Regions from separate parts of the Homo sapiens genome. Here region 1 is linked to region 2. The links are chromatin loops, found by intact Hi-C in ENCODE. Cell type or tissue: endothelial cell of umbilical vein. All regions are shown on one strand. Each heading gives the region's core, and the rest is flanking DNA. Links, peaks and the distances in the headings are about the cores only.

Region 1 (11,000 bases), core at 224-8,223, 81 kb before region 2:
TCGGAGCCAAATGAGGCAGGAATCCCCCCGCCCCTCCATAGAGAGCCGCCTTTCTCGGAACTGAACTGAACTCTTTTGGGCCTGGAGCCCCTCGACACAGCGGAGGTCCCTCCTCACCCACTCCTGGCCCAAGACAGGGGCCGCAGGCTTCGGGGACCCGGACCCCCCATTTCGCGTCTCCCCTTTCCCTCCCCAGCCCGGCCCCTGGAGGGGCCTCTGGTTCAAACCTTCGCGTGGCATTTTCACATTATTTAAAAAAGACAAAAACAACTTTTTGGAGGAACACGGGGCCTGTGCGTATTTCGCGAGGTGAGGAGGGGAGGATGCAGGGAGCGAGTGCGACCCTGAGAAGTCCCATCCTCACAGCCTGGCCCGCATGGCAGATGGGACATCGGATGCTCAGAGAAGCGGAAACTCCCGCACAGTGGCGGAGGCCCGGCTTCTCTGCTTCTCCAGATCCCGGCTCTGCGCCTGGGGTTTGCATCGCCCAACCTTGGCCGCTGCAGCAGCAGCACTGCTGGCTCAAGAGGCCATAAGGATGAAGCAAGAGAATCGCTCGAACCCAGGAGACGGAGGTTGCAGTGAGCCAAGATCGTGCCACTGCATTCCAGCCTGGGCGACAGAGTGAGACTCCATCTCAAAAAAAAAAAACAAAAAACAAACAAACAAAAAACCATAAGGAGCCCACTGGGGTTGGGTGGGAAGGTGCAGGCTGCGGTCAGAGCCACGTTTCTGCAAGGTGGCCCGCGGTGGTGGCCAGACGCTATCCCAGGGCCAGGGGCTAGTGGGGCAGGGGCTCAGAAATGAGCTGCTCATGCCCACACTGGATCACGATCACATCCCACCCACCTCAGGTCGGCACTGCCTGTTCCTTGAAGTTCAGGGTCTACCTCCCCACCCAGCGTGGTGCTGCCTCAGTTTACCTGTTTTTCCATGCGACCGCCCACCTCGCTGACATTCTCATCCCTTGTCTTTACCCTAACCGCACCTATCTGTGTGGCTCTCTCTCATTTCCAACATTCTGGCTCCCTGTCTCACCCTGCCCCAGTTTTGGTCTCCAACTGATCTGGAGTTTTCCTGTCTCCCCATCTGAGTCTCTTGCTCTTGGCCTCCTCCTCCCTGTCTAATTCTATTTCGATGTTTTTGTCTCGAGTTCCTCCCTGCCTCCACATTTTTCTCCTTGTCTGTGTCTCCCTGTCACCTCCTCCTGTCTCGATTATGTCCTTCTGCCTTGTGCTTTTGTCTCTATTTCCTTTTTTTTATGAGACGGAGTCTCAGTCTGTTACCCAGGCTGGAGTGCAGTGGGGCGATCTTGGCTCACTGCAGTCCTCCTGGGTTCAAGTGATTCTCCTGCCTCAGCCTCCCAAGTAGCTGGAATGACAGGTGCCTGCCTCCAGGCCCAGGTAATTTTTATATTTTTAGTAGAGACGGGGTTACACCATGTTGGCCAGGCTGATCTCGAACTCATGACCTCAAGTGATCTGCCTGCCTTGGCCTCCCAAAGTGTTGGGATTACAGGCGTGAGCCACCACGCCAGGCTGTCTCTATTTCTTGTTCTCGGTTTCTCCCGGATTCTGTTTTGACTCTGTCTTTTTCCCTCTGACCGGGTTTGTCTTTGTGGCTCTGATCTCTTGGCCTTGACCTGTCCCCCATCACCTTGGTACCAGGTTCACTGGTGTATTTGCGGGATGTAGTCTGGATGCGGGGAGAGGGAAGGAGCAAGGGGTGGGAACCCAGCCCCTTCCCTCTGTTAGGGAGGCTGTAGTGTAGACTCTGGCCTCGGAGTTAAGGTGATGGCGGCATTAGGGTCACATGTGAGTCCTGGGGGATTGGGGAAAGGGAGAGAGAGGATAAGGTTTTAGCTTCTTCCCAATAAGTCCTGCTGGGAGACTTGGTGGTGCTTGAAGTGATCCTGAGACACCTGCCACAGGGTGGGTGGGTGCTGCATGAACCAAGGCAGCGGGGGGAAGGTGAGAGCTGGACTTTCTGGGTCTGAGGGAGGAAGGGCTGGTGACTGGGGGCAGGACTTCTGGGTCTGAGGGAGGAGGGGGCTGGGCCTGAACTCCTGGATCTGAGGGAGGAGGGGCTGGGGGCCTGGACTCCTGGGCCTTAGGGAGGAAAGACCAGGGCCTAGACTCCTGGGTCTGAGGGAGGAGGGGCTGGGGGCCTGGACTCCTGGGTCTCAGGGAGGAGGGGCTGGGGGCCTGGACTCCCGGGTGTGAGGGAGGAGGGGCTGAAGCCTGGACTCCCGGGTCTGAGGGAGGAGGGGCTGGGGGCCTGGACTCCCGGGTCTGAGGGAGGAGGGGCTGGGGGCCTGGACTCCCGGGTCTGAGGGAGGAGGGGCTGGGGGCCTGGACTCCCGGGTCTGAGGGAGGAGGGGCTGGGGGCCTGGACTCCCGGGTCTGAGGGAGGAGGGGCTGGGGGCCTGGACTCCCGGGTCTGAGGGAGGAGGGGATGGGGGCCTGGACTCCCGGGTCTGAGGGAGGAGGGGATGGGGGCCTGGACTCCCGGGTCTGAGGGAGGAGGGGATGGGGGTCTGGACTCCTGGGTCTCAAGGAGGAGGAGATGGGGGCCTGGACTCCTGGGTCTGAGGGAGGAGGGGATGGGGGCCTGGACTCCTGGGTCTGAGGGAGGAGGGGATGGGGGTCTGGACTCCTGGGTCTCAGGGAGGAGGAGATGGGGGCCTGGACTCCTGGGTCTGAGGGAGGAGGGGATGGGGGCCTGGACTCCTGGGTCTGAGGGAGGAAGGGCTGGGGCCTGGACTTCTGGGTCTGAGGGAGGAGGGGCCGGGGTCCCCAACTCCTGGGTCTGAGGGAAGAAGGGGCTGGGCCTGGACTCCTGGGTCTGAGGGAGGAGTGGTTAGTTATCTAGGGCTGACATAACAAAGTACCTCAAAATTAGTGGCTTAAATCACAAAAACTGAAGGTCTCCCAGTGCTGGAGGTCAGAAGTCTGAGATGAGGGTGTCAGCCCTGGCTGCTCCTGAGGCTGTGAGGGAGGATGAGTCCCCGGTCTCTGGCTTCTGAGGGTGTGCCGGCAGCTTTGGTTTTCCTCGGTTTGTAGAGGCGTCACCCCAATCTCTGCCTTCACCTCCACATGGTGTCATTTCTGTGTGTCTGGGTCTCTGTACAAACTTTTATAAGACACACATCCTATTGGATTAGGGCCCACATGAATGACCTCATCTGAACTAATTATATCTGCAATGACCTTATTTCCTAATCAGATCACATTCTGAGATGCTGGGGGTTAGGATTTTAATATAAAGTTTTTTGTGGGGGTGGGGGAGACACAATTTGATCCGTGCTGAGTCCATTTTGTGTTGCTCTGACAGAAGACCTGAGGCTGGGTCTTTATAAAGGAAGAGGTTGATTTGGCTCAGATTCTGATGGCTGGAAGGTTCAAGACTGGGCAGGTGCACTCACTGAGGACCTCCCTCATCCCTGAGGCTGCTGCTGCTTCTGGGGGAGGGCAGAAGGATGCAGCTGTGTGCACAGAGATCACATGGTGCTGAAGGAAGCAAGGGAGAGAAAACCAAATTCCCAAATTCCCAAGGGTGAGCACTCACTCACCCCTTAAGGCAGGCATTAATCTATCCATGAGGACTCCACCTCCAAGACCACACAGCTCCTTATGAGGCCCCACATCCCAACACCTGCCACACTGGGGCTCGAATCTCAACATGAATTTTAGTGAGGACAAACGATATCCAAACCATTGCCACCCAAAAGAAGTGGGCTGAGGCCTGGCGCGGTGGCTCACACCTGTAATCCCAGCACTTTGGGAGGCTGAGACAGATGGATCGCCTGAGGTCAGGAGTTCGAGACCAGCTTGGCCAATATGGTGAAACCCCGTCTCTACTAAAAATACAAAAATTAGCTGGGTACGGTGGCTCACATCTGTAATCCCAGCTACTCGGGAAGCTGAGGCAGGGGAATCGCTTGCACCTGGGAGGTGGAGGTTGCAGTAAGCCGAGATGGCGCCATTGCACTCCAGTCTAGGGCACAAAGTGAGACTCCCTCTCAAAAACAAAACAAAACAAAACAAAAAACAAAAAAAAAAACCTACAAAAAAAATCAGAAGCGTGCTGGGAGCTTGGGGGTCCTGGGCGAGGAGGGAGCCGGACGCAAAATCCTCAGGTCCTGGGGGAAGATGGACTGTGGGCAATGCTGAAGGTCAGTGTGACGTGATGCAGCCTGGCTGGAATGTTCCACAGGCATCTCCAGCTTAATTTGGTCAAAACGGAATGCCTGATTTCCCCTTAAATACTCCCTTTCGACCACCTCAGTCATGGCACCGTCATTCACCAGCTGCGGCGGCTCTCAGCAAGTCCTTTTGGCTCCTCTTTCAAGACTCCTAGCGTGGCCCAACGTTCTCCACCTCCACAGCCACGCCATCCTGCACCGCACAGCTTCCTCTCACCTCCCCGCTCGCCTCCAAATTATTCTCCCTGAAGCAGCCAGGGGCCCCTCCTGCAACCTCAATCCAAACACGTCAGGCCCCTGCCTCCTGCCCTTGCACGGCTTCCATCTGCTAAGAATCCAGCCAGAGGCCCTCCTGGGGCGGCCCAGGCCCCACGCGACCGGCCGCCTGCCTCTGCCCTCCCCTCCCGCCGCACTCCCCTCTTCGCCACCAGCGGGCTCCGCGCCTCTTCCTGCCTCTGCCTGCCACGGAGCCGGCCGCCCTGCATGCAGTTCATCCGGGGAGGCGGCAGGAAAGGGTGACATAGTGGCGGGACCCGCTGTTTACCCTGGGACCTCATCTCCCACGACCTTCTTGGGTCGATGACTCCGTTTCCCTGGCACCTGTGGGAAAGAGAAGTGGGGAATTCTATTTTCTCATTTGGAACTCCATTTCCCACCAGCCCCCGGGGCCGCGGCGGTCAAAGCCTCCTCTACCCTCCACAAAAGTACGGGATCTGACTAAGAAAAAGAAGACAAACGCCGCCACGGAGTCTCGGGAAACTGCGACGCCCGGAAAAACCTCGGGTCTGGGTCACCGTGGCTTTGGCGCCGCACAGCCTGCCGATAACTGTAGTCCACCTTCCCGCGGAGGGGCGCAGGGTACCCCCACCGCGGGGGCCTTCAGGCCGGCAGGTGCCTGTGGCCAAGGGCGGGACAGGGATCAAAGCCCGAAATTCCGAAGCGCCGCATCCCATCGGAGAGCTCAAAAGCGAACACAGCGGGCAGGAGGGACTACAACTCGCGGCACGCCTCGGGGCCACAGGCGCCTCTCCCACCCGCGTCCCGGTCCCTGCTGGGACTTGTAGTTTGTTAACTAAAGAGCGCCTCAGCTTCAAAGGCGGGCATGGGAGAGTGACATGGGACCTCCCAATCCGCCATCGCACCCTGCTCGGGATCCACGAGCCCTTGTTCTTTGGGGACACCACACATACCCCAACTGGAGGGCAAAAGGTCACAGACCTTAGCCCAGGATTCAGGGGTACCCCACATGCCAAGACTTCACCTTCATAGAGGCGATCCTCGAATTTCTTTGGCTGTCAAGAATCCCAGGAAAGACGTTCAGAACGCAGGTCCTCAGCCCTATCCTTGACACAAAATGTCCTCCAAAGGAGGCTGATCCTTTGAGAACAGACAAGCCTGGCTCTGGCACTGGCCCACAGTCCTGCCCTCTTAGCCCGATCTAAGGCTGCCCAGCCCTTCAGGACATCCCATCAGCAAGGCCCTTGCAGGACATGGGCCACCTCCCCACTCATCCTTCCCTGACCCTCCCTGAGGTGGTCGCATGTTCTTCCAGCTCCAGGTTGTCCTCAAAGCCCTGGCCCAGCTCACAACCTCACCAGCTTCATCTCCTGCCCCTCAAAGACCTCAAGCCCCATGAAAGCAACGATGGGAACTAGCTGATGGCTGTAGCGTAACTGGCTGATGGCTGTCAAGTAACTTCTAGAATGAATGCTAGACCTTGACCCTGAATCCCTGCATTCTAAACTCTGTCCCCGGCCAATTCCAACTCCAGACTCCCACCATATTAACCTTCTCCCTTTACTCCACTCCTGCTGGGCTCGGGGTGAAACCAGAACAGACCCACCGGGACAGCCCAGGCAGCACCCAGAGACAGGCGGGTCCAGGCCCCTGTCCAGGGAAACAGGCTGGCTCCACGGAGCACCTCGACTCTGTCAACCCCAAGAAATGAGGGGGTCAGCAGGCCAAGTGGTTAAATAATTAATAAGATTACCAACAGCGTGTTAATTACAAAGAACAGTGAGGAGCTAGAGGTGGTGAATTTTCCAAACAGGGAACCAGGATCCACAGCCCCAAGGCCCAGGGGTCCGGCCACCCAGGCGGGGCAGCTCCGTAATAAATAATGGAGTTGGGGGCAGGGGGTCAGGGCTGCTCCTGCTTCTTCTTGACTGAAATCCGCTTCTTTCTCGCTGCCAGCATCTCATAGAAGGGGTCCACACTCACAGCCGCCCTGCAGAAGGGGAGGGGTCCCAGGATGAGGGCCAAGGAGTCCAGGCCTCCAGCCCCTCCTCCCTCATACCCAGGAGGAGTCTCAGACCCCCGGCCCCTCCTCCCTCAGACCCAGGAGTCCAGGCCCCCGGCCCCTCCTCCCTCAGACCCAGCAGTCCAGGCCCCCGGCCCCTCCTCCCTCAGACCCAGGAGTCCAGGCCCCCGGCCCCTCCTCCCTCACACCCAGGAGTCCAGGCCCCCGGCCCCTCCTCCGTCAGACCCAGGAGTCCAGGCCCCCGGCCCCTCCTCCGTCAGACCCAGGGGTCCAGGCCCCCGGCCCCTCCTCCGTCAGACCCAGGTGTCCAGGCCCCTGCCCCTCCTCCGTCAGACCCAGGAGTCCAGGCCCCAGCCCCTCCTCCGTCAGACCCAGGCGTCCAGGCCCCAGCCCCTCCTCCATCAGACCCAGGCATCCAGGCCCCTGCCCCTCCTCCATCAGACCCAGGAGTCCAGGCCCCAGCCCCTCCTCCATCAGGCCCAGGAGTCCAGGCTCACTGGATGGACTTGATCCACTCGTCCTTCTCCTCCTGCGTGGGGGCCGAGATCCGGTACACCATGTGGTTTCCCTCCACCACTCGGCCGTCCGCCTCAGTTTTGCAGGCTTTGATGAGCTGCCCCTTGTTGTTGGGGATGTAAAGTTCAAAGCAGTTCTGGGGACGAGAGAGGAAGGGCGCAGGTAAGAACCAGCCCTGGGCAGAGGAGGCCCCGCCCTGGCAGGAAGGTGTACAGAGAGGGTCTTACCGGTTTCCGGGGGTCGTCCACCTCTCGGATGCTCAGATTCTCCAGGGGGATGATTCCTCGGGGCTCCTTGTCCTGAAGAAGCAAGGTGGACAGAACTCAGACTTCCAAGTCCTCACCCCACCCCACCTCCCTCAGCCCCAGGAGTCCAGGCTCCCAGCCACTCCGCCCAGGACCCCAGAGCCCGGGTCGGGTCACGCTCACCGTGGTGTACTCAAAGTAGTAGAGGCAGTTGTCTGTGAGGATAAACCAGCGCCGCTTCCACGTCTTCACCCGGCCCCCTGAAAGGGAAGGGGTGGGAGGGGGCCTGGGCTCAACAGGGGGACAGGGCCTCTGGGAGATGGGAGGGGCGTGAGAAGCAGAGCAAGAGCGGTAGAGGTGGGGCTCCTGGGGCCTAGACAAAGCCGCTGCGTTGGGGGAGACAGACAAGCAGGGCCAGGCATGTTGGGGCTCCAGGAATCGTCCACCCCCAGCTTGGGGCTCCACATTTTCTGAGTCTGTCAGTCCCAGCCCAGGAGCCTGAGCCCCCAGCCCCCTCCTCCTGTGGGCAGGAGGCCAGGGCGCCAGGGCGCCAGGGCAGCCCCCTCCCCTCGTCTAGTGATGGGAGACAAAGACAGGTCGTGTACCTACCTCCTGGGGCAGACAGCGAGAAAGCAGGCAGGACCAGGTGCAGGAGAAGGGAAGGCGGGAGAATGGAGCACCCCCAAGAGCCGCAGGCGACAGAAACAGGGTGGGCACAGGGAGGGGTGCGCAGGGGCAGGACAGAGAGGCAAACACAGGAGAGAGGGAAAGACGCAGAGAGGAGGGGAGGGAGAGAGAGGGAAGAAAACCAGTTACATCCACGAGGGTGGGGATGGCCGGGGCTCCTCCCTCCCAGAGAGGCCAAGGGCCATGAGCCCCGGGTGGCAGCCTTGAAAACCCCTTGCTTCGGTACAGGGCCCCAGCCTACCCCCTAGGGTCTGTCCTAGGCCAGGAGCATCCTCCCTTGACATGGTAAAAGTGCCTCTGCCCTGGAGGAGGCCCCCACAGGACAGAAGGCAAAACCCCCAGCCCTTGGTCTGAGGTGGGTGTGAGGGCCCATCTCAGCTCCTGCACAAACTGGCTGTGTGACCTCAGGGCACTCTCTTGGACTCTCTGGACTCCAGCCTGGAGACTCACTCGGGCCTACACCTTCCTGTGGCAAAATGACCTGCTGCTGGCTTCCTTGTGGGCCCAGGGTTAAACAATGACAGTAAGAATGGCTTTTATTAGGCATGGAGTAGCAACCACCATCACCAATCTCCACTCCTGTATTTCCATCTTTTAAGGAAGGGGTCCCTCTAACTGGCACAAAGGGAACAGAGGCCCTTTGGTCAGAGATGTCCCTGGGGCTGGGCAGCCTTAGGTGGGGCTCAGAACCAAACTGAGGCGTGAGCCTCTGGGAAATGGGAAAGTTACTGCTCACAGGAGCAGTTTTTGTTTTGTTTTGTTTTTTTGAGACTGTCTCGCTCTGTCGTCCAGGCTGGATTTGCAATGGTGTGATCTCGGCTCACTGCAAGCTCCACCTCCTGGGTTCAAGCAATTCTTGTGCCTCAGCCTCCCAAGTAGCTGGGATTACAGGTGCCTGCCACCACGCCCGGCTAATTTTTGTATTTTTAGTAGAGACGGGGTTTCACCATGTTGGCCAGGCTGGTCTCAAACTCCTGACCTCAAGTGATCTGCCTGCCTCAGCCTCCCAAAGTGCTGGGATTACAGGCCTGAGCCACCGTGCCTGGCCTGACAGCAGTTTTGAGGGAAGCAGTTCCTCGTGATGCTGGCGCCTTCCTGCTTCTCTTTCTGGCCCGCTCACTGCCAGGGGCACCTCGAGGACTCTCAATTTCCCCCAGCAGTCTGCCTCCCTTGGATCGAATGCAGGGATCTGGACTGGGGTGTTGGCTGGACAGTGATTTGCATGTTTTATTTTATAGAGACGGGGTCTCGCTCTGTTGCCCAGGCTGGACTGCAGTGGCGCAACCATGACTCACTGAAGCCTCGACCACTTGAGCTCAAACAATCCTCCCACATCACCATGCCTGGCTAATTTTTTTATTTTTTGTAGAGATGGGGGGTATCATTATATTGCCCAGGTTGGTCTCAAACTCCTGACCTCTAACAATCCTCCTGCCTTGTCCTCCCAAAGTGCTGAAATTACAGGGGTGGGCCCCTGTGCCCTGCCTGACTTGTGTATTTTACATTTACCAGGAAACCCTGGCATCTGTTGAGGTGGTGATGCCCTGGTTTAAGAGCACAGTTCCACATGGGGAGGCCCCCAAGACTCAGAGGCCAAAGCTGCCCTGTCCAACCTCCTTCCAAGAAGCCTGACCTTGACTCCCTTCACTGAGCTGAAAGCTTCCTGTGGGCTCTCCTGCTGCCGCGGGAAGCCTCCACTGCTGTGCTGGACTGTAACTGCCCAGATGTGTCTCTCTGGAGCAGCTGTGCACCGTGTCTCCATTATAAACCACATCTAACACGCAGGTGGCACCTACTGTTACCAGGCACGGCTCCAGGCCAGTAGCTCTCAACCTTGACTATGCATTGGGAGCACCCGAGGAGCTTAAACGATGACTGATGGCCCTTCTGCTCCTGAGAGCCTGACTTCAGGAGTCTATGGCCCAGCCACCGGAGTTTTCGAGTTGCCCAGGCAAATCTCATGTACAGCCAGGGCTGAGAACCACTCTAGTCCTTGTGCTAACCCCTCATCATGCTACGATCCTGTCTGATCCATGCTAACCGACCTTGAATGTGCCAGTGCCACGTGTTATGACGAAGACTCCCCCCTCCATCTCTGCTGGGTTTCCCGACTCATCTGCACCAGCCCTGGCTATTCCCTCCACAGCTGGAAGCCAGAATCTGGGACAGGTTTCCTGGCCTGTTTGGCTCTTTTCTGCCTGTGGGTGGTGTTTCGGGAAGGATGGCACCTGGATCAGCCAAGTGCTCTGGGCCTGATGCCTCGGAGTGCGGGGTCAGTCCTGCCTGGAACCCTGGGAGTTCTTGCCAAGGGGAATAGATTCCAGGGGTTTGGCTCCCTCGGGCTGGGTTAACGCAGTGGAAAGAAGCCTGAGTGAACTCTTCTCCCACGAAAGGACAATGTCAGCTGCCTCTCACTGCCTCCTCAGCCCAGCTCAGGGCCTGGCACAGAAGGGCTCCATCAACATTTGTGGGTCAAGAGAAGGGGTTGGGAAGTACTTACTACAGGCCAGGCCCAGCACACAGGCCTGATTTTATTTTCAGCCCCATTTTTTGGGTGTGGAAAACTGAGGTTCAGAGAGGTCGAATCATTTGCCTCAGTTCAGGCAGCAGGTGTGTGCGGAAGCTGAGTCCAGGGCCCAGGCCCACAAATGTCCTCCTGCGGAGGGACCAGCGGGGTCGGGAGGGCACGTACCCAGCTTCAGGAGCCAGCCCTCCCGGTCCGGGTTGAAGAAGGTGTGGGTCAGGTCATTCCCGTCATCCTCAGGAATCTTGAAGGGCTCATTTCGGATGCTGTCGTACAGGTTCTGAGGAGTAAAGGCTGCATTAGCCATTCGAGCCCCCTGGGGCCCCCCAGGGTTACTCAGGGTGGGGGGCAGCGAGACCAGGGATGGGATGACTCATAGTGGGGAAGAGAGAGGGGTAGTGGGGAGGAGAGGGAAGTGAAAGGCAGAGAAGTGGAGGGAGGCTGAGGTGGCGGAGGAAAGAAGAGATGCCCTGGTGATAGGTGGAGGAGCCGGCTACGTCCTCAGAGAAACAGACAGATGGGGAATGAGGCCAATCGAGGGCCGGAAAGCCCAACAGCCAGAGA
Region 2 (10,433 bases), core at 1-8,000:
GGCTCACTGCAACATCCGCCTCCCGGGTTCAAGCAGTTCTCCTGCCTCAGCCTCCCGAGTAGCTGGGACTATAGGCGTGCGCCACCACGCCCAACTAATTTTTGTATTTCTGGTAGAGACGGGTTTTCTCCATGTTGGCCAGGCTGGTCTTGAACTCCTGACCTCAGATGATCCACCCGCTTTGGCCTCCCAAAGTGCTGGAATTACAGGCGTGAGCCACTGTGCCTGGCCTGGATTTTATATGAATGAGAAACAACCTCCTGTTGGGTGATCCACTGAGATTTGGGGGTTCATCCGTTCCAGCAGCTAACATCACTGTCATTAATACAACCAGCATCCGGTAAGGGAACTACAGCCCCCAGCAGCCACTGAGAGGGACTGGTTCCCTGAAGGCAGTGAGGAGACTACATCTCCCAGCATGCAATGAGGGTGCTGATGGTATTTCCCTACTGGAAGAAGCTTTGCAGAGTGTCCTTTCCCTTCTTTGGTTTTCCTCCTACCTCTCTGTCACCTCTTCCTCTGCCTCCTTTGCTGGCCCTTCTTCCTCAGCCAGAATTCTAAATTCTAAACACTAGGAGTGCCTTACTGTTCTCTTCTCTATTCCTCTCTCCCTGGTGATCTCAACCAGGCCCATGAGTTTAAATACTGTCTCCCATGCTATCCAATAGGGTGGCTGTTAGCCACTCATAACTATTCAAATTAAAATTAAATAAAATTTATCCTGAATCAAGGACCAGAGGAAAAAAATGTTAAATAGAATTTAAAACTTAGTTTTCTGGGTGCACTAACCACTTGTCAAGTACTCAACAGCCACATGTGGCTTGTGGCTTTCAAATCGGACAGAGCAGCTATAGAACAGCTTCATCTTTGCTGAAAGTTTTATTGAACAGTGCTGGATATGTTAATGGCTCCTGTCCTCAGTCACAACCTCTCATGTGAGCTCCAGACAAATCTATCCTCCAGCCTTTTTTTTTTTTTTTTTTTTTTTTTGAGACAGAGTCTTCCTCTGTTGCCCAGGCTGGAGTGCAATGGCACCATCTTCACTCACTGCAACCTCTGCCTCCTGGGTTCAAGCAATTCTCCTGCCTCAGCCTTCTGAGTAGCTGGGATTACAGGCACATGCCACCACACCCAGCTAATTTTTGTATTTTTAGTAGAGACAGGGTTTCACCATGTTGGCCAAGCTGGTCTCGAACTTCTGAACTCAAGTGATCTGCCTGCCTCGGCTTCCCAAAGTGCTGGGATTACAGGTGTGAGCCACCATGCCTGGCCCCTATCCTCCTTTTTATTCAATATCTCCTCTTGGATTTCCAAGGTGTCTCAAAATTAGCATGTCAAAAACAGATTGCTCGATCTTTCCCCTATCTCAAGACTGTTCCCTATTCTCTCTCTCTCTCTCTCTCTCTCTCTCTCTCTCTCTCTCGTAAAGGAGTAAAGAATCTTTTTTTTTTTTTTTTTTTTTTTTGAGACGGAGTCTTGCTCTGTCGCCCAGGCCGGACTGCGGACCGCAGTGGCGCAATCTCGGCTCACTGAAAGCTCCGCTTCCCGGGTTCACGCCATTCTCCTGCCTCAGCCTCCCGAGTAGCTGGGACTACAGGCGCCCGCCACTGCGCCCGGCTAATTTTTTGTATTTTTAGTAGAGACGGGGTTTCACCTTGTTAGCCAGGATGGTCTCGATCTCCTGACCTCATGATCCACCCGCCTCGGCCTCCCAAAGTGCTGGGATTACAGGCATGAGCCACCGCGCCCGGCCAGGAGTAAAGAATCTTAAGGAATAAAGAGCAGCTGCCTTTTTTTTCCTCTCTCTCTCATTCACCCTGATGCTCAGGCCCCAAACCTAAATCATCCTTTCCCTTTCTTTCCCTCACACATTCAGCCATCTCCAAGTCTTCTTAGCTCTACGTTCAAAGATAGCTCCAGTTGTCCACTCCTCACTGCCATCACTGTCACAACTCTCATTGTCACCCTTTCTTGCCCAGCTATCTACAACTTTCCCACCCATCTCTGTTTTCTTTTCTCTCTTTCTTTCTTTCTTTCTTTCTTTCTTTCTTTCTTTCTTTCTTTCTTTCTTTCCTTCTCTTTCTCTCTTTCTTTCAAGTTTCGCTCTGTTGTCCAGGCTGGAATGCAGTGGCGAGATCTCGCCTCACTGCAACCTCCACCTCCTGAGTTCAAGCAATTCTCCTGCCTCAGCCTCCCAAGTAGCTGGGATTACATGCATGCACCACCATGCCAAGCTCATTTTTGTATTTTTAGTAGAGGGAGGTTTCACCATGTTGGCCAGGCTGGTATCAAACTCCTCACCTCAAGTGATCCACCCGCCTTGGCCTCCCAAAGTGGTGGGATTCCAGGCATGAGCCACTGCGCCCAGCCTATCTTTGTTTTCAATCTTGCATCTTCCAGTCTATTCTCCAAACAGCAGCCAGAGTGATTGTTTCAAAATATTAATTGGATCACATCCCTTCTCAATTGAAAACCTTCCAGTGATTCTACCTCAGAATCAAAGCCAAAGTCCTCACCGTGGCCCCAAGGCCCTGCGTGAACTGGCCCCCGTTGCTTCTCTGACCTCATCTCCTGCCACCCCAATCCCCCAGTGGGCTCCAGCCACACTCCCTTCTTGCTCTTCCTCAAATACATCAAGCTCCTTCCTGCTTCAAGGGCTTTGTCCTTTGTTGTTGCCTCTCCTGGGGACACTTTTCCCTACCTCCTCCATGCCAGACCTCCACCTGACACCTCCAGCTCAGGTGTCACCGCCTCAGGGAGGCCTCCCCTGACTGCCATCTATTGAAACTCCATCCTCAGTCATTACAACATCCTGTGTTGATTTCCTCCAGGACAGCCGGATTTTACTGTTACTGGTTTTGTCTGTCTCACCATTAAAATGCAAGCTCTATAAGGCAGGGACCTTGTCTCCCTCTCTTTTTTTCCCCCCCCCTCTAGAACTGTATTCCCTAGGAATTAAAACAGCCCTGGCACAGAATCAGCTCTCAATAAATCTTCCTGTAATGCAATGAGAACAGCAAGTGGGCTTTCTCCCTAGGCGCACAGGGGATACTGCAGTTGTCCTGAGGGAATGAGTTCTTTTTGTTTATTGTTTTTTTTTTTTTTTTGAGAACAGTCTCACTCTGTCCCCCAGGCTGGAGTGCAGTGGCAAGATCTCGGCTCACTGCAATCTCGGCTCACTGCAACCTCCGCCTCCCAGGTTCAAGCGATTACTCCTGCCTCAGCCTCCTGAGTAGCTGGGATTACAGGCATGCGCCACCATGCCCGGCTAATTTTCATATTTTCAGCAGAGATGGGGTTTCTCCATGTTGGCCAGGCTGGCCTCAAACTCCTGGCCTCAGGTGATCTGCCCGCCTCGGCCTCCCAAAGTGCTGGGATTACAGGTGTGAGCCAGTGCACCTGGCCGGAAATGAGGTCTTATTGTAATGCAAGGAGAACCTCTTCCTTCAGCAGGTGGAGGTGTGCTGAGGGGACCACATTCCCAGCATTCAGTGGGGCACAGATGGAGCTGTGAAGATCATTCTTTCTTCCATCCAGGGGCAGCACGGGGACTACATTTCCCAGAATGCTATGGGCGTACACTGAGCCGACCGCAGTGCCCAGCGGACAATGAAACAGAGAGGACCACACTTCTCAGCAGCAATGAAGGCACGAGGGATCACGTCTTTTGAGTATGCCTTGGAAGTGGCAGTTAAGAAATAAGTTCGCCTCCCAGGGCATCTACCTACAAATCTCTGAAAAGTACCATGCCAAGGAGAACAAGAAAGTTGGACAGAGGTCCTTCCCAGAATGCTCTGGACAGGAGAGGACTACGAGCCTCTGCATACAACAGTGATGCAGTCACACAGCCACAGGCCCGCACAGCAGGGAATGGGCAGATTGAATGAAGCTCCACCTCTGGGTTGCGCTGGCCCCACCTCTGGAGAGGCCCCGCCCCTTCTCAGGCCCCACCTCCTAGCTGACCCATTCTCAATCCACAGAGCAGGCTTGGTCCAATTCTCTCCTTCTCTACCAGAGGTCCGCTACAACTGGCCCCTTCTGTGCCCTTGGGAGTCAGGCCTTTCTCCAGGCTCTGGCCAGCTCCAGCCTCTACCATCCCTTCCCAGCAGGCTCCTGGCTTTGATCTGTCATTGGCTGGGTCGGCCTCCACCATAAGCCTTCATCCTCCTGCCCATCCTCTGGACTCTCGCTTTCCACACCTCACAGCGGGGTATGCCCCTTCTCAAACCCTACTCTCAGGACCGGCTTCCTCCCTAGACCCACCCCTTTATTAGAGTGCTTAGGCCCCGCCCCTCGCTGGCCCCGCCCCCAACTGGCTAGCCCCGCCCCCTTTTCTGACTCACTCCTTCCCTGACTGGCCTCGCACCAAATCTCAATTCCTTGCTTCCTGGTTCTACCCCTTGCCCGTCCTCCTCTCTCTAATGACTCTTCCTCTTTTCCGACTTCCACTTAGAAGATGGCTCCTCCATCCCTGGCTGACTTCTAGACCCTATGCTCTACCGGCCGAACGCCTCCCCAAACTCTGTCCTTGGTACCTGATACCTCTGATACTTCCTAGCTGCCACCTCTCCACTAGACTTCGCCCCTTTCTTTCTGAACTCCATTCCTTTTCTTTTTCTTTTGGACAGAGTCTCACTGTGTCGCCCAGGCTGGAGTGCAGTGGCACGATCTCGGCTCACCGCAGCCTCCGCCTCCCGGATTCAAGCAATTCTCTTGCCTCACCCTCCCGAGTAGTTGGGATTACAGGCGCCCGCCACAACGCCCGGCTAATTTTTGTATATTTAGTAGAGACGGGGTTTCACCATGTTGGCCAGGCTGGTCTCAAACTCCTGTGACCTCAAGTGATCCGCCGGCCTCGGCTTTCCAAAGCGCTGGGATTACAGGCGTGAGCCACCGCGCCCAGGCCCATTCCTTTTCAACTGACTTCTTCCTGTGCTGATCCTAGGTCCCACCCCTCCCTCAGATTTTGCCATTTGGGGCTAGTCCCTTTTCGTTCCCAGCCCCTAACCCTTCCCTCGACTCGCCTTTACTACAGACCCTTACCTGCAATGAATGGGCCCACGTCCTCCCTATACTCTGATCATCGAGGACTGGCCTCTTTCTGACCCTAAAGGCCCAGCTTACCCTATAGACCAGCCCCCTCCAAGTCAGCCCCGCCTCTAATCTAGCCCTAAGCCCTGCCTACCATCTGGGCCCACCTTGTCCCAGACTCGGACCCACAGGACAGTCCCCGCCCCCTCTAGGCCCCGCCCCCGCTGGCTGTCCCAGTCCCGCCCCTCAGCGGCTGTCCCCGCCCCTCCTGTGGCCCCGCCCCGCCCCGGTCGCGCGCACCTTGGGCGTGAGCACGAGCGCGGCGCCGCCGTGCACGGCCACGATGGGCAGCGAGGTCTGCGCCGACAGGAAGTCGAGGATGGGCGCGACGGCGGGCGCGCGCGAGTCGTCTTCGAAGACCACGCCGTGCACGCGCAACCCCGACAGCAGGTCGCAGAGCTGCAGCACGAGGCTGCGCGGGTCCGAGCCGTTGAGCACCAGCGCCACGGGCCGCACGTCTAGGCCCGGGCTGCGCACCGCCGCCGCCACGGCCGGGCCCAGGCGTGCCGCCTCGGCCGCGTACGCGGGCCCCGAGAACACGAGCGCCACGTTGAGCGGCCGCGCCCCGCCGAGGCCGCCGCCGGGCCCACCGGCCCCGCCCGGCCCCGGCGCCTCCTCCGGGAACGGGCTGGCGCAGGCCAGCGCCAGCAGCAGCAGCATCTTAGCGGGGCCCCGAGGGCCGCGGGGGCCACCGGCGCCGCGCATCGCCTGCGGGCCCCGCCGGGCGGCCTCTGAGCGCCCGGGCCGGGAGAGACGGGGAGGAGAGGGAGGCACAGACGGGAGACGCAGGGACAGGGAGACGAGATAAAGAGACGCACAGAGGAGGAGATGCAGCGAGGGACAGGCGCCGAGATGGGGAGGACAGGGAGCGGTCGGGGTGATGGAACAGAGGGAGAGACAGGAACGGAGGACGAGAGAGATGGAAGGGAGAGAGACAGAGGGAGAGAGAAATGGAGGAGAGACAGAGGGAGAGACGGGCAGAGGTAGAGAGAGATGGAGGGGAGAGAGAGGGGGAGACGGAGAGAGAGAGATGGAGGAGAGACAGGCAGAGACAGAGGGAGAGACAGACACAGCAGAGGGAGGTGGAAGGGAGAGGTGGGGAAGAAACACCAGAGGAAGAGGTGAAACAGGGAGAGACGCAGAGATAGGGCGAGACAGAGATAGGAAGAAGTGGAGTATGGGATTGGGGGAGACGCAAAGACGAGGGTGGATAATGGGGTCAGGGGAAGATACAGAGGTAAGAGGGGAGAGAGAGGAAGATAGACAAGGTGGGGATGGGGACACCCACAGAGATGGGATCAAGATAGGAGCAGAGAGAGGCCCAGGGAGACGGGGAGGGAAAGAGCGGCAGGAAGAAGGAGAGAGACGGAAGCAGCAGAGACGGGGAGAAGACGGAGAGAGAGAGGACGGAGTGACAGAAACAGGAATGAGGGAGGCCCAGGGAGAGGATGATAGAGGCGGGAAGAGATGCAGGAAGGCGGGAGAGATAAGCGAGGCAAGAAAGTTGGACAGAGAAGAAGACAGCAAGGCAGGAAGAGGGAGACAGAGACCCCAAGGCCACCAAGAGACACGCGCACATAAAGGATGGGGAAACAATTGAGATTGAGGGAGGCAGGCAGAGCGGAGCGAAAACAGGAGGACAGAAATAGCGAAGCAAGGCCAAGATCGGGACCCCCACCAGGGAGGTGCCCAGTACAGACATGAAAGTAAGGCGGGGAAGGCGAGTGGCAGGAGGGAGCAGAAATAAAAGGGAGGAAAAGGGAGAGAAAAAATGAGAGGGAAAAGGGGTCAGGTGTGTGGGGAGAGAAAGAGAGAAATTAGTGGGGCACCCCAAGGAGAGAAAATCCCCACATGACCTTACTCCTCACCCTGACCACAACCCCTAACCCATTTTGTCCCCTTAGTCCTGTCCCCATCCCCTCATTCTCAAAGCAAGGGAGTCATGGCCCCATCTGGGATGTGGGGTTGGGGGGCACAGCTGTGGAGAGCTGGGTGGGGTGGGTGTGGGGGTCCCTGGCACCCAGCCCAGAGCAATTTGGTAAATTAGAGGAAATACAGCCTCTCTTCCTGTGCCCCCTGTTGAATACTAGCCGCCTGGGGTGGTTGGGCTGGGAGCCAGGCTCCTGGGTCCTGCCTGGGACTGAGGGAGGAGGGCACTGGGAGTCTGGACTCCTGGTTCCCAGAGAAGGACTGGAGTCCGCACTAGGGGCTTCCAGAAGGGGTGAGGGTCCAGACAAGGAAGGGTTCTCTCCTGGCTGTCATGCTCCTGTCTGGTTGCCATGGTAGCGCAGGCCTCGTCCACCCCACAGACAGCCAGGGCGGGGGAAAGGTCCACCACCCCTCCCCTGCCTCGAGGCCACAGCCCGTCCCCTCTGCCCACCACCTCACCTTCCCAGAGATCTCGGGCCCCTGTCTCCCCAGGGAAGGGGTTGGGGGCTCCTAGTATGCCCATCCCTCCCCGATCCTGGCTTCTCTTCGCTCCTCCTTTCCATTGCCCTTCCCCAAGCAGCTGGCTCAATCAGCGCTCAGAATAACCCCCCCACTCCGCCCCAAAATAACCCACAGCTGTGGCCTGGCCCCCGCGGGGTTAACACTCACGCTCCCCTCCATTCCCAGTGGCTGCTCACCCTCCAGCCCCTCCTCTGCCTCTCCCAGACCCACCCCTACCTGGCTTCTGCTCTTAGGGACCCCGCGTCCCACTCCCTACTGAGGCCCAGGAGGGCAGCCCCCGGCCCCACCCTTCTCACGGGGGCTGCATGCTCAGTTCCTAACCACAGGGATTAGGGAGAGCAGCCTCCCCCACTCCAGGGCCTGAGGAGGGGCATCCCCAGTCCTCCAGGACTCTGAAGGCCCAACCCCCAGAACCCACGCCCTCAGGGATCACAGAGTCCAGCCTCTGGACAACCCCCCGCTCCCCCCGCCTCCATCTCTACCTCCTCATGAGCCTCCGTTTCCACTTCCATCTGCATAGGGCTAAAGTCCCCAACACTCATCTCCTGCCCTGTCAGGGACTCAGGAGACTGAGCTCCCAGCCTGCCTTCCTCAGACGGAAGCGCTATCCCCTACCTCCTCCCGTAAAGACCCAGGAGTCCTTCTGGCAGCCCCTTCCTCCCCCAGGCCTTGGGAGTCTGGGCATTCGGTCCTGTTCTTTCCCAGGACCCAGGAGGCCAGGCCCCTCCTGCCCCAAGACTCTGGAACTCCAGTGCCCAGCCTCCTCTCCCTGCAGGAACCAAGAGTCCAGGTCCCCAGCTCCCCTCTTCCCCCAAGGACCCAGGAGTCCGGGTTCCGGCTCCTGTCCTCCCTTAAGGATCCCCTTTTGGTTTCAAACCCTATCCTTCCCAACATCCTGGGTGCCCCCCCACCGAGCTCTGGCCTCCCTAGTCACCCCACTTAGATCCTGTACATAGCACAGCCTGTCCCCAAGCGGGGAGGAGGAGGAGGGTGCCAGAAATTCCTAGGGTGTCCCTGTCTTCATTGCCCCCCACAGCATCCAACAGAGAAGAGAGGAGCGGCCACTTCGATCAACAGCTCCCCCCACAACCTCGAGTTGTGCTGCAGACGGCATCCCGTTTCCTCCCCCCTCACCTCCCAACACACACACACAACATCGGTCTCTCCCCACCCGAATCCTGATGCTTGGAAGAGGCTGGAAGGGTGTTCCAGAACCTTGAGGAAGGGGTGGGAGCTTGGGGCGAGGGGTGCTGGGGGCCTGGATGCCCTCAAGGTCCTTGGCGGGGGTATTAATAGCAGACTCATAGCTCTGACATGGGAGGGGAGAGCGAGAGGAGAGAGGGAGAGGACCGGCTCGCGATGGGGGGACTGATGCAGGGAGGGGGGTACAGGGAGAAGGTGAGATAGAGAGATGGAGGCACAGGGATATGGGGCATCAGGTATGTGGGGATGGGGAGAGGGAGCCAAGTGTCAGAGAAATGGGGGCGTGAAAGGTCTGAGGTGTAGGGACTCAGGAAAAAGGGGCTCAGAGAGGGAGAGAGAGAGGGTGGAGGAGAGTCCCTGAGGGACAGGGGAGCTAGGTGGGGGTCAAGACCCCTGCCCACCGTTCAAACCCCCTCCCTCCACGAGGCTTCTTGCCAACTTCCTCTGTCCTAGATTTGGGGGTCCACATTCCCACCACCATCCCTGCATCCCCTGTCCCCGCCTTACCTTTTCATGACCCTGTTCTGTTGGGGGGATGGCGGGGGGGCCAGGACCGGAACCCGGCGTCCAGCGACCCCAAGATTCCGAGGAGGGCTCAGAGAGCCGATGTCGGGGGGCAGGCCCCGGGGCGGCGGCAGTGGTGGTGGCGGCAGCAGCGGCAGCCCGGACCTCCTGTCTGTCCCTGGCTCCGTCTCTCCTTCCTCTTCCTTGGTCCTGTCCTGCCCTGTCTCTCCCCCAAGGTTGCGGCCACCTGGACTAGGCGAGGACGTGGCTACACATGTTGCTCTGGAAGTTGGGCCCCGGACATTGCAGAGGCTGTCGGGGTGTCCTCTTGCCGCCCCGACCCCGTGGGGATCCCCCCTCCGCCCACCCGGGGTGCCCCCCTCTGCCGCTTCAGCCCCGGCTCCTCCCCCCTTTCCATGTGTCCAGTCCCGCCTCTCCCTGGCTCACTCGCACCCCCGCTTTGTGCCCTCAGCCCCCCCACCCCCCCTTCCAGCGTCTGTGTCTATCTGTCTGTCTGGGTCACCTCTGAAGCTAGTGGCTGGTGTGTGCGTGTGAGGAGCGGGAGATTGCCTGCTTGGGGAACTGCTTGCCCCTTCCTCGCTTGGCCACCTCTAGACCCCCCCTTGACTCCCCCACTCTCAAACACAGGCAGAAACACACATACACTCACGCACACACGCACGATCTCACTTCCCTGGGATTCCCCCTCAACACCCCCAGAGCTTGAGGAGGGACACACACACAGACACACACACACAGAGTGGGGGGTCTAATGGGGGCCAGGCTGCCACTGCTGATAGGGGCTGTTTGGACAGACAGGAGGACACAGGCAGCCGGGGACGCCCAGACGCCTGGCCGGACGCAGGCAGGAGGCACAGAACCCAGGTACACACCATCCATCTGGGTTTGGGGGGGCCGGGGGGAAGGAGCGGGAGCCCCACGACACCCAGGCAGGCAGCTCAGGGTCGGTACAGACAGACAGACCCCTCCCTCCCTCCGCCGCCGCAGCGCTTACAGACACACCCCCCCTCCACCAGCCAGCCCCAGACACCCGGACACACAGATCCTCACCGGGCAGATGGCAGACGCTCGAGAGACCCCTGGGGGCCGGGCCGACCTACCCAGGCAACACCCCCAGCAGGCACCGGTGGCCGAGGGAGGCTGCGGGAGGCTGCGGGCGAGGG

Evidence for each region. A loop is a pair of places that touch in the nucleus more often than their neighbours do. Peaks named below come from ENCODE experiments on the same cell type or tissue, not always from the same donor. Only the 100,000 strongest peaks of a DNase experiment are listed, where the experiment ranks them.
Region 1: a loop joins it to region 2, with 3 times the contacts of the local background. A loop is called at or near these places in 15 of 110 quality-filtered maps.

The regions. Positions count from the first base shown.
Region 1 is chr19:48,474,554-48,485,553 of GRCh38, reverse strand. CYTH2 (cytohesin 2) reads right to left here. Exons shown (of 12, transcript NM_004228.7): 8 at 10,605-10,716; 9 at 7,409-7,485; 10 at 7,208-7,279; 11 at 6,962-7,116; 12 at 3,240-6,431. The coding sequence ends at 6,344. LMTK3 (lemur tyrosine kinase 3) reads left to right here. Exons shown (of 15, transcript NM_001388485.1): 15 at 1-283. Among named protein-coding and RNA genes, the nearest start is that of CYTH2, 11 kb to the right of the region's middle. In endothelial cell of umbilical vein, for the core only: no CTCF peak of the experiment used is centred there; a DNase peak (open chromatin) is centred at 4,793; H3K4me3 peaks cover 827 bases; H3K27ac peaks cover 1,085 bases.
Region 2 is chr19:48,393,756-48,404,188 of GRCh38, reverse strand. GRIN2D (glutamate ionotropic receptor NMDA type subunit 2D) reads right to left here. Exons shown (of 14, transcript NM_000836.4): 1 at 10,321-10,433; 2 at 9,253-9,531; 3 at 5,332-5,822. The coding sequence starts at 5,796. It also overlaps a transcript of KDELR1 not described here. Among named protein-coding and RNA genes, the nearest start is that of GRIN2D, 5.3 kb to the right of the region's middle. RefSeq lists enhancers at 263-557, 2,964-3,505 and silencers at 5,215-5,434, 5,595-5,694, 7,950-8,133. In endothelial cell of umbilical vein, for the core only: no CTCF peak of the experiment used is centred there; DNase peaks (open chromatin) are centred at 388, 3,748, 4,348 and 5,358; H3K4me3 peaks cover 1,084 bases; H3K27me3 peaks cover 512 bases.